Linked DNA regions of Homo sapiens: region 2 is linked to region 1. The links are chromatin loops, found by intact Hi-C in ENCODE. Cell type or tissue: ascending aorta. All regions are shown on one strand. Links, peaks and the distances in the headings refer to the core of each region. The heading gives the core; the rest is flanking DNA.

What was found. A loop is a pair of places that touch in the nucleus more often than their neighbours do. Peaks named below come from ENCODE experiments on the same cell type or tissue, not always from the same donor. Only the 100,000 strongest peaks of a DNase experiment are listed, where the experiment ranks them.
Region 2: a loop joins it to region 1, with 2.1 times the contacts of the local background. A loop is called at or near these places in 1 of 110 quality-filtered maps.

Annotation. Positions count from the first base shown.
Region 1 is chr22:39,249,915-39,257,590 of GRCh38, reverse strand. No RefSeq gene overlaps it. Among named protein-coding and RNA genes, the nearest start is that of PDGFB, 8.8 kb to the right of the region's middle. RefSeq lists enhancers at 1,885-2,663, 2,447-2,696, 2,453-2,747, 2,664-3,442 and a silencer at 3,918-3,967. In ascending aorta, for the core only: no CTCF peak of the experiment used is centred there; DNase peaks (open chromatin) are centred at 2,590, 3,990 and 4,481; H3K4me3 peaks cover 1,249 bases; H3K27ac peaks cover 2,639 bases.
Region 2 is chr22:38,784,778-38,792,453 of GRCh38, reverse strand. All of the region lies in intron 1 of DNAL4 (dynein axonemal light chain 4), which reads left to right. Among named protein-coding and RNA genes, the nearest start is that of DNAL4, 5.5 kb to the left of the region's middle. In ascending aorta, for the core only: no CTCF peak of the experiment used is centred there; a DNase peak (open chromatin) is centred at 3,835; H3K27ac peaks cover 3,211 bases.

The DNA of each region.
Region 1 (7,676 bases), core at 1,527-5,526:
CATTGTTCAAAGGTTTGAAAATAAAGGCTTCTTGGCCTGGCCCTGCTGGCAGAGGGAAGGGGGCAGCTCTGGCCCAGGCCTGAAGGATAACTGGCTGAAAAGGGAGGTCCCACCCAGCTCCACCTCCAGTACGGCTGGGAGCATTGGGGTCCTCGGAGTGTCCTGGCACCCCGGCTTCTGCTGCCTAGTGAGGCTGGGTCTGGGGCCTTCTCCTCCTCCAGGGGCTCAAGCTGCCCCTTCCCCACCAGAAGCTTCCAACAATCTGGGGCTGGTGGGGGACAGGTGCTCCCCTCATGCCTTCTTTCACCTACTAGCAGATAACTTAACAGTAATGATGTCTCCATTACCCCAGTGGGGTAGGCACCACTGTCATTACTGTTAGACACATGAGGAAACCAAGGCTCAGAGAGGTTGAGTAACTTGTCCAAGGCCACACAGCTGGCCAGCAGAGGAGCCATGGCTCAAGCAGAGGTCTGCCTGGCTCCTGAGTCAGAGCCTAACCATGTACCCCACCACCCCTCGCCTCCCCACTATTCCACCTCCCCTGGGCTCCCCTTCCAGGCCCTCCCTCTGGCCGGCAGAGCCAAGAAGCTTTCTGCTTCCCCTGAGTGGCCAGGGCTTGGGGATACCATGTAGGGTGCTGGGGGAGGGAGGGAGCCAGCAGAGAAGGGCTTGTGGTGGGGTGTCCATGTCAGCTTGTTAAATTCTCACACCCAGCTCTCACGCAGGGGCTCTGTCTGTTTTGTAGATGAGCAAACTGAGGCCCAGAAGAGATGGGATTTGAACCTAGATCCGTTTCTGTCTAAAGCCTTTCCTCACACTCAGTGTCTGAAGGGCTAATAGGAATCCCCAACACAGAACACTACCCAGCCTCTACAAGGTCCATGTGTGAACCAAGAGGCACCAAAGGGTGGGCTGGGGGCACTGTTGCTTGGGCACAGGACGGACGGCAGGTAGAAAGAGCAGGTCAGGAGCCAGGGAGCCCGGGCAGCTCCGACACCCGGATGTCCCCCATCCGACTCAGCAGGCAGGGCCCTGCCTTCCTCCGGTGGCACATGGCTGCCAGCCTCCCCTTCCAGACGAGATCCGGTGATCCCCTGTCCACCCCCGGGGCCTCTGCTGAGGCTGGCACGCTGGTGCTGGCACCGGAAAGCGACATTCCAGAGTCCCCCCCCAATTCCCTGCCAAACCTGGATTCTTGGCAGAGCAGGAGAGCAGGGGCTTCTGGGAGATGCTCAAGGCAGGAGTGTGGGGAGAGGGCTGTGGCTGGGGAGGATTGTGGGTGGGACCAGAGCGGGCACACCTGCCCGCAGGACGTAGGAGGGACCAGGGAAGGGACAGGGCAGACCGCCCCCACCCCCCAGGAACTAGGCATCTCTGGGCTGCCCCACCCCAACAGAAGCCTGGATGGGGCGACAGCACAGCCTCCAGACTGGGGGGAGCTAGGCCGAGGACAGCATCTCAGACGTGGTGTTCCTAAAAAGATACATCCTTCTCAGGTGGTCAGGTACCCCTCACTCCCTCCGGTCGAAGGTTTTCCAGGCAGAGCTCTGACTCACTGTGTGACCTTGGGCAAGACACATGCCCTCTCTGGGCCTCAGAGACTCATGACAGGGCTGAAACAGGCAAATCTTGAAGGCGCCTTCGAGCAAACGACTTAGGACACTTGGTTTTTATTGTTCCAAGATCTTGTGACTTTAGCCTCCTCCCTGGCCTCCCCTGTCCCATCTCTACACAGCGGCAACGGCTCTTTGTAAAACTGAGTCAGGGGGCTCCCCTGCTCAGCACCCTGGGGGAGGGAGTGCCTCTGGCTTCGTCCCCCTGCCCCTGTGCCTGCCCCGTCCCCTGCCTCCAGTGCACGGGCCCCTCCTGGACAACTTTCTTCTCTCCTGGGGCATCTGCCACTCACCCCTCCTCTGGCCCCACCCAGATCTTTCAATAGTTCTTTCTGGTCATCCAAGGCTCAGCTCAAATGTCAGAGAGGCCTTCCCTGACCCGTTTCCTAAACTTGTACCCTTCACCCACCCAGGGTTTGTGATCACATTTCTCTGATTTATTTGCTTTATAACATTTTCTCACAACCGGGGTCTTCTTGTTCATTTACTATTTACTTGCCGATTGTCCTTTTTGCCTCTGGACTGTCAACTCTGAGAGGGCAGGGACGCGTCTCCGGTACCCAGCTCTCGGCAGGCTCTCTCAGTCTTTCTGAATGAGTGACTCTGACACTGTGCGTTTCTCAGAACAAGCCCGAACTCCTGGTCCCTCAGCTCGAGATTCCTCCCTGGGGGCTCACTGCTCCCTCCCTCCGTGGCCTCCCCCATCCCAGGCTGGTGGCATGTTCCTGGGTCCTCAGCGCTGGGACAGGGTTGCCTCAGGCCCTGACCATGGGGCCCAGCAGCCCGGGGGCCTGGCAAGGCAGCACAGGGTGGGAAGGAGGGAAGGCCCATGTCCCCTGGTCCCCATGAAACCCCGTTCCCCAAGAGCAGGAGAGCAGTCCTGGGCCTGGAAACCCCCTTGGTCTGGCTGCTGGGGCAGGCAGTTCCGGGGTGACCTCATCGCCTTGAAAGGAGGGCAGCAGGGGCAGGAAACGGAGGACACATCAGAGAGACTAAATTTAGAGCGTTTGATTCAGCCCGGGCGGGACAATATTCCTGGAGTCCCCATTGTTTGTGAGGGGCCAGAGGGCAGGCTGCCCGTTGAATGCTGGGTCTGAGCCATGCCAAGCTGTCTGGGCATGCAGGGGTCGCGGGCGGTGGGTGCGGTGAACCCCCCACCTGGAGAGAAAGCTGGGCCAAGGGTCAGGGCAGATGAGGTGGGGTGCGAGCTCTGGGGGTGCTGCCCTTCTGATAAGGCCAAAGGTGTAGAGGGCGATGCCTCAAAGAGGAAGAGGGGTCTTTGCTCTCCTGATAACACGCCCTCTGCAGCGTGCCCCTCATAATAGCCAGGACAGGCGTTATCCTCCCCCTCCTCTGCCATTGCCCAGGCAGGGGTCTGAGGTTCGGCTGGGAGACTAAGTTGCTGAAGGCCACGTGGAGGATAATGCCCCAGCTCCCAGCCCAGGTCAGCAGCACCAGCTGTGCCCCCCGCCCTTTGTCCTACGACCAGGACAGGCCCTGCCCCCACACATCGCCCTGCTGCCCCCCACCAGGCCTAGCAGCTGCGGGTGGACAGGAGAGGGTGACTTGCCCTGCACAGACTCCAGAACCCATTGCCATGGCAACCTGGGGTCCAGGCTTGTGATGCTCTGGAGATGAGCCCGGAGCCGAGGACGTGGGTGAGGATGCAGGGGCGCTGGCTTTTGCCCCCTGGCCTGCGAGCACCAGAGATGGGCCAGCAGCCCGGCCAAGCTGCCTGGGCTGGTCACACTGGCTTGGCCGGAGGTCTTCCAGGGTGTCCTGTTTCTGTGCCCACGCTTCAGGCCACACTGCAGCGGGCGCCAGAGGAGGCTGCAGATTGTCCTGGATTCAGGGCCACCCTGGTGGGTGAAGGCTCTGCAGTCCCTGTGCTCAGGACCCTCCTGCTCCTGTCCAAGCCCCCTTCCTCCCTTCCCGCAAGTCCCACTGAGGCTCAGGGAACCCCTTGGGCCATCTGCCCTGGAAATGGGGAGAGGGGACTGGAAGTTCCAGTGGGCTGGTTCTGTCCACCACTGTGTGTCAGGCACAGGCAAAGGCCCCAGGGATGTTCAGAGCTCACCCCCGCCCTCCTTTCCTCTCTCCAGCTGCAGGAGGACCTGGGGAAGGAAGGCAGCCCCCACCCCGTGTATGCCAGATGAGTAAACCAAGGGTCTGAGCTGGGAAGAGGCCTGCCTGGGACCAGGCACAGGGCAGCAGCTTCACCCATCAGCCTGGGCCCTGCCCACTGCAGTCCCGGCCCCTCGCGGTCGCTCCCTGCAGCCCACTGCCCTGCCGGGGCGGCGGCCCGGGCGCTCGCTGCTCCTGTTGATTTCACGTCATGACTCATGTTATCATGTTCTCAGGAGCTGAGTAACCACCTGGGTTATTTATACCCTGGCTTGGCAGGCTTCCTTCCCTCCTCCCAGAACTCGGGCAGGGAGGACGGGGTGGGGGTGGGGAGGAACCTGGGAGGGGGACGTGGACTAGAAGAAGGCAGCTGAGCACCCCCACGTCCCCTCCCCTGGGGCACCACCCCCGTAAGGCACCCCAAAATAACCATGCCTATTTCAGCATAACAGGATGGGCCTGCCTCGATGGCATGGACCTATAGGTGTTATGATGGTCTGGGGAGGGGGGAGTTCCTTTCCCGAGCGAGTCACCCGTCTGGAAAAATAAAGAAGGAAAAAGCTGAAAAATTTTCCTTCCATCAAAACAGGAAGGAGCTGGGGAGGGGGATGGACAGGGAGATGAGGCTTGGAGGCTGAGGTGCATCCTCCCCTCCCCCACTGGTGGTCTTTAGGGAAGGGAAGCCCCGGCGCCTGGGGTCTCTAGCCTGCTCGGCTGGGGCCGGCGCCCTGGGTGTCTCCCGAGTGGGACATTGCTGGCTGCCAGGGGGTGTTTTCATCCTCCCTTCCTCCCGGGCCAGTGTACATTGGTTTACACCCACAATGCCTGTGTGCACGCAGGCCCCCCAGTCGCCCTTCACACCGCATCACACAGGCACGCTCACCCTCCCTGCACGCCCCCACCAGATCCCACATGGGAAAATATCTCACTCACACTGGTGGGTGGGATGGGGGGATCTGTCTTTCTGGCTTAATTCATTCTTCCCTCCCTTTGAGCACTTTCCTGGGAGTGCTGTGACTTCAGTTCAAACCCAGCTCCACCTCTAACCAACAGGGTGATGTTAGAGAAGTCACTTTCCCTCTCTGAGCCTCAGTTTTCCCATCTGTAAGAGGGGTATGATCCTTCCCATGCCGCTTGCTTCCCTTTGAGGCAGATTGTGCGACTGAATGAGGTTTGTGCCTCAGGTGCCTCAGCCAAGTGGGAGGAAGGTAACCACAGCTCCCATGTATGGAGTGCTCCGTTTGTGCCAACCCCCTTCATTCATTTGCTAGCTTAACCCCATTACCAAATGGGACAGGTTCCAGAATCACACTCACCCAGGGTCCCACAGCTGGGAGGGGGCGTGGTGAGCACTGTCGTTATCCAAGGAAGAACAGGGAGGTCCCCTGGTGCCCCAAGGGGGAAGGGGCAGAGGAAAGCCCATCCTCCATGGAACACCCCTTCCACCTGGGACCATCGATGATAACTCTGTGGCTTCAGCAGGGACGTGCCCCATGGCCAGAGCACATCTGTGCCCGGGGAGCACGTACTATGCCCATGGCTGCGGTGGTTCCTATTAAGACTCTTAGTCACTCATGCCGGCTGCCCTCTGTTTGCTTATTGACTTATATAACCACGGCCCCAGGGTGTTTATACAGTCGTCTGGGTCTTTCCGACTGTCTACCTGCCTGCCTGCTTTGGCCTGTAAGCCCCCCCTAGGGCAGGGGGCTCCAGAGAGGTGAGCTGGTGGTGGAATGGCCAATTCTTCCCGAGGATAACTCCGGAGGCGTGCCATGCACGTCCGCACACACTCCCCACAATCAGATCGTGTCTGGATACCCATTCTACAGACGACGACACCGAGGCTGCGGACGTTGTTCCTCCAGGCCCAGGACTCAGTTTTCATGCCTGTAAAATGGGGATAACGTATTTTTCTCTCCCTGGATTGTTGGGTGGTTCAGTGAGTTAATGTATGAGTTTGAAACATATAAAATCACAGTGTTTAACTTTTTAAAAAGTACTTTTTTTTAGTACAGTTTTCAATTCACGGCAGCAGTGAGAGGAAGGCACAGAGATAGCCCATGGGAATCTATGGGTGAGTGAGGGTGAGGCCCCAGTGAACTGGGCGGGTGTGTTTTCATCTTTGCCTGCCTGGCAGATGGGTAGAGAAGTGCAGGGCAGGGATGTTGGCACTGAGCTGCCTGGGTTCAAGTCCTGGCTCTGCCCTCAGCCATCCCTGACTTTGGCAGAGCTGTTGTGGACCTTGGTTTCCCCATTTGTGAAATGGGGGTGGCAAGAGCTCCTCTCATGCCCACGTGTCGTGCAGCTCAAATGAGTTATTGCACCTACAGGTGCAGAGCCGGCTGCCCAACTGCACGGCCAAGGCTACACAGAGTTTGCTCTTATGAATACTGGTGGAAAGTTTGTGACTTTTAGTTTTTTTTGAAGCAGAGTCTCACTCTGTTGCCCAGACTGGAGTGCAGTGGTGTGATCATGGCTCGCTGCATCCTCGACCTCCTTGGCTCAGGCGATCCTCCCGCCTCAGCCTCCTGAGTAGCTGGGACTACAGATGCACGCTACCACACCAGGCTGATTTTTGTATTATTACTATTTTTTTTGTAGCGATGGGGTTTTGCTGTGTTGCCCATGCTGGACTCCAACTCCTGGGCTCCAGTGATCCGCCTGCTTTGGTCCCCCAAAGTGCTGGGATTATGGGTGTGAGCCACTGCTCCTGCCTAAGTTTGTGACTTTTATACTGTGGCTGGCTTCCCATTCTTTTGATAGGCTCACCATGCTTCCTGCAGTTACAAGCAGTCTCCTCTAGCAAGCTGGGATCCCCACCAAGAGGGGTGCCCGCTCACTGCCTGTCCGTCTCTGCTTCCCAGCTCCATCCCTTCCAGAATCCTCAGTCAAACTCTTAGAAAGCGACTGAAAGGATGCCCTGATTTGGAAAGGGCTGGCTAACCCATACCTATTCCATCGTTTCCCACCTGTGGACCCACCACAAGCAAATGGCTTCTGTCTCTGGGGTGGGGGTGGACCCGGGGCCCCCCCGAATCCTTGGGCCCACTGCCTCCAGCCCTGCATAGCCTCTCCATGTAGTCCGTATAATTTTGTATGTATGCATCATGGCATGAAGAAGGCTAGGCAGCTGCCATCTAGGCACACAGGGAGGCATCGTGTGGCTGGGAGGTGGCAAAGCTGTGGGCTTCGGCATCACAGCCTTGGATCAAATCCCGACACTGCTGCTTCCTTGCTGGGTGGCGGTGGGAAAGCCAGCAGGCTTCTCGGAGCCTCAGTCTCCTCTCCTCCCCCGGATGAACAGATCAGAGCACCAGGAGTGGGTCAGGGCTCAGCCAGGCTCTCTTTCTTTGCTGGTCAAATGGTAATCACTGTCCTACCGCCTTCCTCAGGCTGTCAGCTCAAGAGCACGATTGGCCCAGGGTGAATGCTCTGCAAGGGAGGCTGTCCTGATGACGGGCTCACTCCAGGCCCAAGAGGCAGGCAGCAAAGGACGCTGTCAGGATGGGCCTTCTCTGGGGAGAGCCAGACTTCAAGCATCAAGGTGGGGAGGGGGGGCCCAGACCCCCGATAGGGTCATCCTCCAGCCCATCTGGCCCAGCTCCCCTCACCCCAGGACGGTTTCACTCGAATTCCAGCCAGCTTGCAGGGCAGATAGGTCCAAGCTGCCCCGTCCAAACATCCTCTTCCTTGTCTGGAGCCTGGAGGAGCTAAAAATGCATCAGCTTTGGGAAAACAAACACTGCGCTTCCCTCGCCTTTGTATACAGGACAAGGCCCAAGGCCGCAGGGTGGGCTCCTCCAGGCTGGCTTAGGCCTGGGGGTCCATCTGTCTGCCTTCCTGGGGGTCTCCTCTCCTGCCTCCCTGGCACTCACAGGCCAGTGGCCAGAGCCTCATTAGGGTGAGAAGGTCTGAGAGAAGTGGCGGGAGTTCTAT
Region 2 (7,676 bases), core at 2,244-6,243, 470 kb after region 1:
AAAATTAGCCAGACGTGGTAGCGGGCACCTGTAATCCCAGCTACTCAGGAGGCTGAGACAGGAGAATGGCGTGAACCCGGGAGGTGGAGGTTTCAGTGCGCCGAGATAGCGCCATTGCGCTCAAGCCTGGGCAACAAGAGTAAAACTTTGTCTCAAAAAAAAAAAAGTAAAAAAGAAATAGAAAATTTATAAGTAGAAAAAAGCTTATAGAATAAAGATATAAAGAAAGAAAATATTTTTGTATAGCTGTACAATGTGTTTGTGTTTTAAGCTAAGTGTTACTACGAAAGAGTCAAAAAGTTAACAAAATCAAAACTTTTACAAAGTAAAAAGTTACAGTAAGCTAAGGTTAACTTATTATGGAAGAAAGAAAAATATTTTCTATAAATTTAGTGCAGCCTAAATTTACGTAAATTTTTTACGGTGTTTATAAATAAAGTTACAGTAGTGGCCAGGCATGGTGGCTCACACCTGTAATGCCAGCACTTTGGGAGGCCAAGGCAGAGGGATCACTTGAGGTCAGGCGATGGAGACCAGCCTGCCCAACATGGTGAAACCCCATCTGTACTCAAAAAAAAAAAAACAACACACAAAAATTAGCCAGGCATGGTGGCAGGCGCCTGTAATCCCAGCTACTTGGGAGGCTGAGGCAGAAGAATCATTTGAACCCGGATGGTGGATGTTGCATTGAGCTGAGATCACACTACTGCACTCCAGCCTGGGCAACAGAGTGAGACTCCATCTAAAAAATAAAAATAAATAGGCTGGGCGCAGTGGCTCACACCTGTAATCCCAGCACTTTGGGAGGCTGAGGCGGGCAGATCACCTGAGGTCAGGAGTTTGAGACCAGCCTGATCAACATGGAGAAACCCCATCTCTACTAAAAATACAAAATACAAAATACTAAAAATACAAAATATAAAAATACAAAAATAAGCCCGGCTTGGTGGCACGTGCCTGTAATCCCAGCTACTCAGGAGGCTGAGGCAGGAGAATCGCTTGAACCCAGGCGGCGGAGGTTGCAGTGAGCCGAGATCACGGCTTTGCACTCCAGCCTGGGGAACAAGAGCAAGATTCATCTCAAAAAATAAAATAAAATAAAAATTAAAAAGTAAAATAAAGTTATAGTGGTGTCCAGTAATGTCCTGGGCCTTCACCACTCATTCACTGATTCTCCCAGAGCAACTTCCTGTCCTGTACGCTTCATTCATGGGAAGTGACCTATATAGGTGTATGATTTTTTATCTTTTATAGCATATTTTTACTGTCCTTTTTTTTTTTTTTCTAGAGGTGGAGACTCGCTCTGCTGCCCAGGCTGGAGTGCAGTGGTGTGATTTCTGCTCACTGCAACCTCCGCCTCCCAGGTTCAAGAGATTCTCCTGCTTCAGCCTCCTGAGTAGCTGGGATTACAGGCGCGCGCCACAACACCAGCTAATTTTTGTATTTTTAGTAGAGACGAGGTTTTGCCATGTTGGCCAGGCTGGTCTCGAACTCCTGACTTCAAGTGATCCACCTACCTCAGCCTCCCAAAGTGCTGGGATTACAAGCGTGAGCCACCGCACCCGGCCAACTGTACTTTTTCTATGTTTAGATACACAAACACCATTGCATTACAGTTGCCTACAGTATTTAGTACAGTAACATGCTATACAAGTTTGTAGCCTTGGAGAAATAGGCCGTACCATATAGCCTAGGTCTGTAGTAGGCTACATCATCTAGGTTTGTGTAAGTACACTCTATGACATTCACACAACAAAATCGCCTAACGATTCTCAGAACATGCCCCTGTCATTAAGCAACGCATGACTGTGTTGATGCGATAGTTGGACTTGATGGCTTCCCTCCTGCCCCGATAGCCCATGACTTGGTGATTTCTTTCTCCTGACTAGATACCTCCATCTGCGTATCTTACCAGCAACTTAAACTTTGCAGCTCTGAAATGAAACTGACCTGCTTCTCTACCCAGCTGTGCCACCTGGTTTCCCCTCTCCCCATCAGTGGCATCACCATCCTCCTGGGCATCATTCCTCACTCCACCATGCTCATTCCATTTGGGCAGTTGTCAGGTTGTTTTGATTCTGCTGCATGCAGAGCTCACATCGTCTCCATTCCTGAAGCCACCACTCTCCTTCAAGTATTTCATGCCTGTGACATTAATACCCCTGGACCATTACTGCAGCTTCCTAGCGACTGCTCCTACCTCCGGTCTCTGCTCCTGTCAACCCAGCCCACCCATGTCACCAGCCACCTAGAGACCTCCAAAGGGCTTCCCATTCACTATGAAAAAGATCCACACATCTTGCCAGGCATGGTGGCTCACACTTGTAATCCCAACACTTTTGAGAGGCTGAAGTGGGAGCATCACTTGAGTCCAGGAGTTCAAGACCAGCCTGGGCAACATAGAGACCCCATGTCTACAAAAATATGTAAGCATAGGTTTCAGGACCCATCTACACGTCCACAGCCCAACCCCAGTCTTTTTCCCCAGATTTATTTCTCCCTTCTTTGCCAAATTCTATCTTCTAGCCAAATCGGACTGTTAGACTTTCCCAGAAGATGCTTTGTACTTTCTGCCTTGGCACTGTTGTGTTCATCCGCCTGGAAGGTCTTCCTCACCTCGTCCACCTGTTGCAATTCTTCCTCACCTTTCCAGGCCTGACTCAAATGCTGCCCCTGCCAGCAAGCTCCTTTTGCTGTCTTATCTCACCCTCCTCACCACTGCAAGTATGCCTGTCTTGTGGCACTACTTTCTGCCAGGCTGCCAGGAACCATAGTTAGTTCCTTGTGTATGCCTGTTGGTCTCCATATTAGATTGTAAGCTCCTTAAAGGCAGGGACTGTCTGATGATTATAGTCGAGTAGTTGAAAAAGCATAATCAGGCCAGGCATGGTGACTCACGCTTATAATCCCAGCACTTTGGGAGGCTGAGGTGGGCAAATTGCTTGAGCTCAGGTGTTTGAGACCAGCCTGGGCAACATGGCAAAACCCCGTCTCTCCAAAAAATAAAAAAATTAGCCGAGTATGGTGGCACAAGCCTGTAGTGTGCCACCACTGAGTGTGGTAGCATGAGCTACTCAGGAGGATCATCTGAGCCTGGGAAGTTGAGGCTGCGGTAAGCTGTGATCATGCCACCGCACTCCAGCCTGGGCAACAGAGTGAGACCCTGTCTCGAAAAGAAAAGAAAAAGCATAATCTTTGAAGTCATATATACCTGCAATCAAATCCTAGCCCCTTTGTTTATTAACTAGGTGGAAACTCTCTTTTTTTCAGGCTGTGTGGCTATACCAGTAACGTAGGGCTAGTAGTACCTGTCTGACAGAGTGACTGGGGGAGGGACATCCTGTATGTAGATCGCCCATTCTGGTGCCTGGCTCAGGATCAGTGTTCAATAAATAGTCTTGAATGGATGTGATAGGTCCTCTCCCCTCCCATGGGGCAAATGAAATATAAGTTAATTGCAATTTGGATAATTTCTGGGCTTCTGCCGTGTGCCAGACACTGGCCTTTGTGCTCTGGGGCATCTAGAGCCAAATCAAGTTCCTCAGCCCCAGGGAATCTGGACTCACGGGCACAGTTAAGTCGTGATCGGTTGTGAGATGTCACTGGTAATTAGCAATTGTGAATGAGTTTCTAAAAAATAAATCCATGCTAAGTCCAATTTATTTCTGTGATAATGTCACTCTTACTCCCTTAGATTCAAATCTGTTCTCTTGAGTGGGAGAGAGCGGGGCGGGAGCCTGCCCTGCTGTGTGTGGCGAGCAGCTGTTCTCCGGGAGCTAATAGCTGTGATGGTTGTGACTTTCCTTATACTTTGTATCTTGACAAAACTGTCTGGGATTTCATCCAAGTCTGGCTAAGTCCTTGAGGGTGCATGTGTGAGTCAATGTCACTTATCACATGGTGTCGGACATGAGGAAATGTTGAGAATTGCAGATCCAGACAGCAGGCCTCTCTTCTCTCCCTCCCTCCTCTCCTTCCCTCCACTCCTCCCTCAGTCCCAGGCACATTAAGTTTTCATTGGACCGCAGCAAAATGAGAAAAAATAAGGACCACGTAAAAACAACTTCGTGTGTTTGACTTTTCTTGAGGAGGGCTGATCTTTATTCTGCCAAATTTTCCTCTTTTGTAGTAGATGATGTATCTTCTAAGGCCCTTTTGCAGCAGAATTTTAAAATGGCAGCCCTGCGTCTGCCCACACTTTAAACTGGTCTGGGAGCCTGGCTTCTGCATCATTTCCTGACCTTACTACGAGCGTCTTGGACGAATGCCCAAGTCCTTAGGATCCTTTTTCCTCCCCTGTCAGCTTTGTTCTTCATTTGTTCGCTAGAAGGCCAAGGAAGACTGGAGTGCCCGCCTGTGTCCCCAATGTGGCGGGAAGCAAGAGGCAGGCCTGGACAGAGGCTGGATGGGTGGATGCTGAGTATCGAAGTCATCTGTGTTACTGGCTTGTCTCCTACTTGCTTGTGCCAAAGGAGAAAGCACAGAAGGTCGAGTCAGAAGGATGGATTGGGGTTCCGATCCTGGTTCTACCATTGCCGGCTGTGCACCCTCAGGCCACCCATAAAACCTCTCTGAGCTCCAGTGACTTGTCTGAGAATAGGGAGCTGGATCCTTCCCTCACAGGTGTTAGGAGGATGAAATGAGATGGTGGATGTGAAGGCACACCATAGCCACACCACTACCACCTCAGCCCCAAGAGGTTTCACAGAATTTCCTTGTGACTCTTTCCTCCTTCATTACTACCACAGTGGTTTGCACATAGTGGGAACTTGGGAGATAGTGGTTTGTTTGGCTGCACGTTTAGATGTGTAGCAGGTTGGTCTATGAAGAAGGATATCGCAGTTTCCTTCCTACTGCACCAGTAACAGGAGCTGAGTCCTTAGCCCCAATTTCCAGATGAGAAAACTGAGGCTGCCAGGTGCAGTGGCCCACGCCTGTAATCCTAGCGCTTTGGGAGGCTGAGGCAGGTGGATCACCTGAGGTCAGGAGTTCGAGACCAGCCTGGCCAACATGGTGAAACCCCATCTCTACTAAAAATACAAAAATTAGCCAGGCGTGGTGGCGCGTACCTGTAATCCCAGCTACTTGGGAGGCTGAGTCAGAAGAATTGCTTGAACCCGGGAGGCGGAGGTTGCAGTGAGCCGAGATCGCGTCACTACACTCCAGCCTGTGCAACAAGAGCAAAACGCTGTCTCAAAAAAAAAAAAAAGAAAGAAAGAAAGAAAGAAAAGAAAAGAAAACTGAGGCTTAGGGAGGTAAGCCCTTGTCTAAAACAGAACCAAGATGTGAATTCAGATCCGACGGTGGAGTCTGTACTCAGAACCACCATGACATGCTCCAGGTGTGTCCTGCAATCTCTCAGGTGCATGGTGGGTGGTACAGGGAGGCGAGCCGTGATCTAAGGGCCGCGGATGTTCCAGACATTGAATGGCTGCCCCCCTCCCAGGGGGCTGGCAGATATTTTGGGCCTTATTTCCCAGAACGCATTCATTTTTCCCAGTCCCTCCCACACACCCTAACCCTCTTTAGGATTCTTCCCAGACGCTTCAGACACAGAATAGTGAATGGTGACTGAGGTCAGTGCCACAAAAGAACAAGGGATAGCAGGACCAGGAACACTGGCCTTGACCAGGCAATGAGATAAAGGGCCCTTGTCTGTGCCCACTGTTGCTTAGGAAGAGCCTCACATCAGAGGGGGTGAGGATATGTAAAGCCCACAGATGGCCCTTGAGTGAGGAGGAGAGCAGGGGTAGTGGGAGAGGGAATAAGGCTGCCCCTGGCTTTGCACCACTGTGGGCCAGATGGGCTGGAGTCGAGCTTCTGTACCCAGGAGATTCAAGTACCCTGGCGGTGGGCACAGTTTTGTTTTTGTTTTGTTTTGTTTTGTTTTGTTTTGAGACTGAGTCTCACTTCTTCGCCCAGGCTGGAGTGCAATGGTGTGATCTTGGCTCACCGCAATCTCTGTCTCCCGGGTTCAAGCCATTCTCCTGCCTCAGCCTCCCCAGTAGCTGGGATTACAGGCATGTACCACCACATCCGGCTAATTTTTATATTTTTAGTAGAGACAGGGTTTTACCCTGTTGGCCAGGCTGGTCTCGAACTTCTGACCTCAAGTGATCCACCCACCTCGGCCTCCCAAAGTGCTGGGATTACAGGCGTGAGCCACTGCACCCAGCCACAATTATATTATTAAAAGGCTCTTTTAGACCTGACATGACTCTTTCTGGCTCCAAGAGTTCAGGCACATGCTTCTCTGCATGGAAGATTGATAAGGTTGTTAGAACCTCTGGTTCTGCTATTTTTGGTAACATTCTTTGAGGAGAGTTTTAGGACTGTGGCTGAATGACTCTAGCTGTACTATAATGATACAGCGTCATAAAAAATTCTCCTGCCTTTCTGTATTTGGAAACACATCATCTATAACGATTCCTTTTTATTCTGTCTCATCTCTTTTAGGTCCCCAGAAGTATGTGTAGTGGTTAGAAAAAGCTCTTTGTAGTCAGGGCCCTTAGTAAACTTGGCTGAATCATGGTGACCAAGTCCTGGCTGATTAACGCTGGTAGCAGAGAGCACTGTGATAACAGCGCAGAGAGCTTTAACGTTTCAAATCGCTCACATACACATACCTGGGGCTTGCAACAGCTTCCTGAGAACGCAGAGATAGGATTTAGTATCCCGTTTCATAGAGAAGGAAACCAAGGCTTAGGTGAAATTACTTGCTGACGGCTGCAAAGAAAGGAAGTGAGCAGAATGCTCGTCTTTGACAGAGCTGGTCTCCATGCCTGCACACTCCGGCTTGCGGCCCACACAGTTCTTAGCTCTGCAAGATGCTGCACAGGTCACTCTCCCACTGGCTTTTCCCCGTTGTTCCTGAGAAATGGGCCTTGGTCATACCTCTGAAGTCATGGGACATCTCAGCAGGATTCTGCATGTTAGAGCAGCTGTCACAGACCCTGACCTCCTGGAGGGTGGCATGTCCACAACTGGCTCCTGGTTCCCTCCTGGCTCCTACATGCCAGCACTTTTTAGCCTCCGGGATGAATTGAATCAAATGGAAACATCTCAGTGGAAGATGCCTAAGAAGCTGCTTCCACATTTTTCATTGTTCCCCCTTGAAATTCTCAGAGATAAACAAACTGTGTGCCCTTTTCCTTCTGTCATCAGTGTAGCCGCCACCTCTGTCACACCTGGACAAAGGTAGAGGAGGAAGCAGTAAGGCTAGGAGGACAGCCTGGAATTGGAAATACGCCTTCACATTCATGAGCAAAGACAAAATGATTCCCTGAATTTTGTGAAATAAGGAACCTGACCAGAAAGTACAATGAAATTGTGCTTGGTAATTCACCAGCTTGTAGAGAGAGACAAACAAAAACTGCTAACATCTGAGTGGTACAAATGCCCAGAATTGATGAGATAAGTGGAGCCATCTGTCCACTGGGAAATCAGAAAATACCAATGTCATTGGATGGGGGGGGGGGTCTGTGCCAGGCTTCCAGCCTCATGCGAGGGAGCCGACCAAATGGAGTGGCACCGAGTCATTGGAGCGGGGATCAAATCAAGAGCACAGCCCAGAAAGAGTGCCCAGAAAGCTCAAGGCTGGGCCAAACCAGGGTCAAGTTAACATTAGAAAAAGAGCCAGCAGGCTGGGCGCGGTAGCTCACGCCTGTAATCCCAGC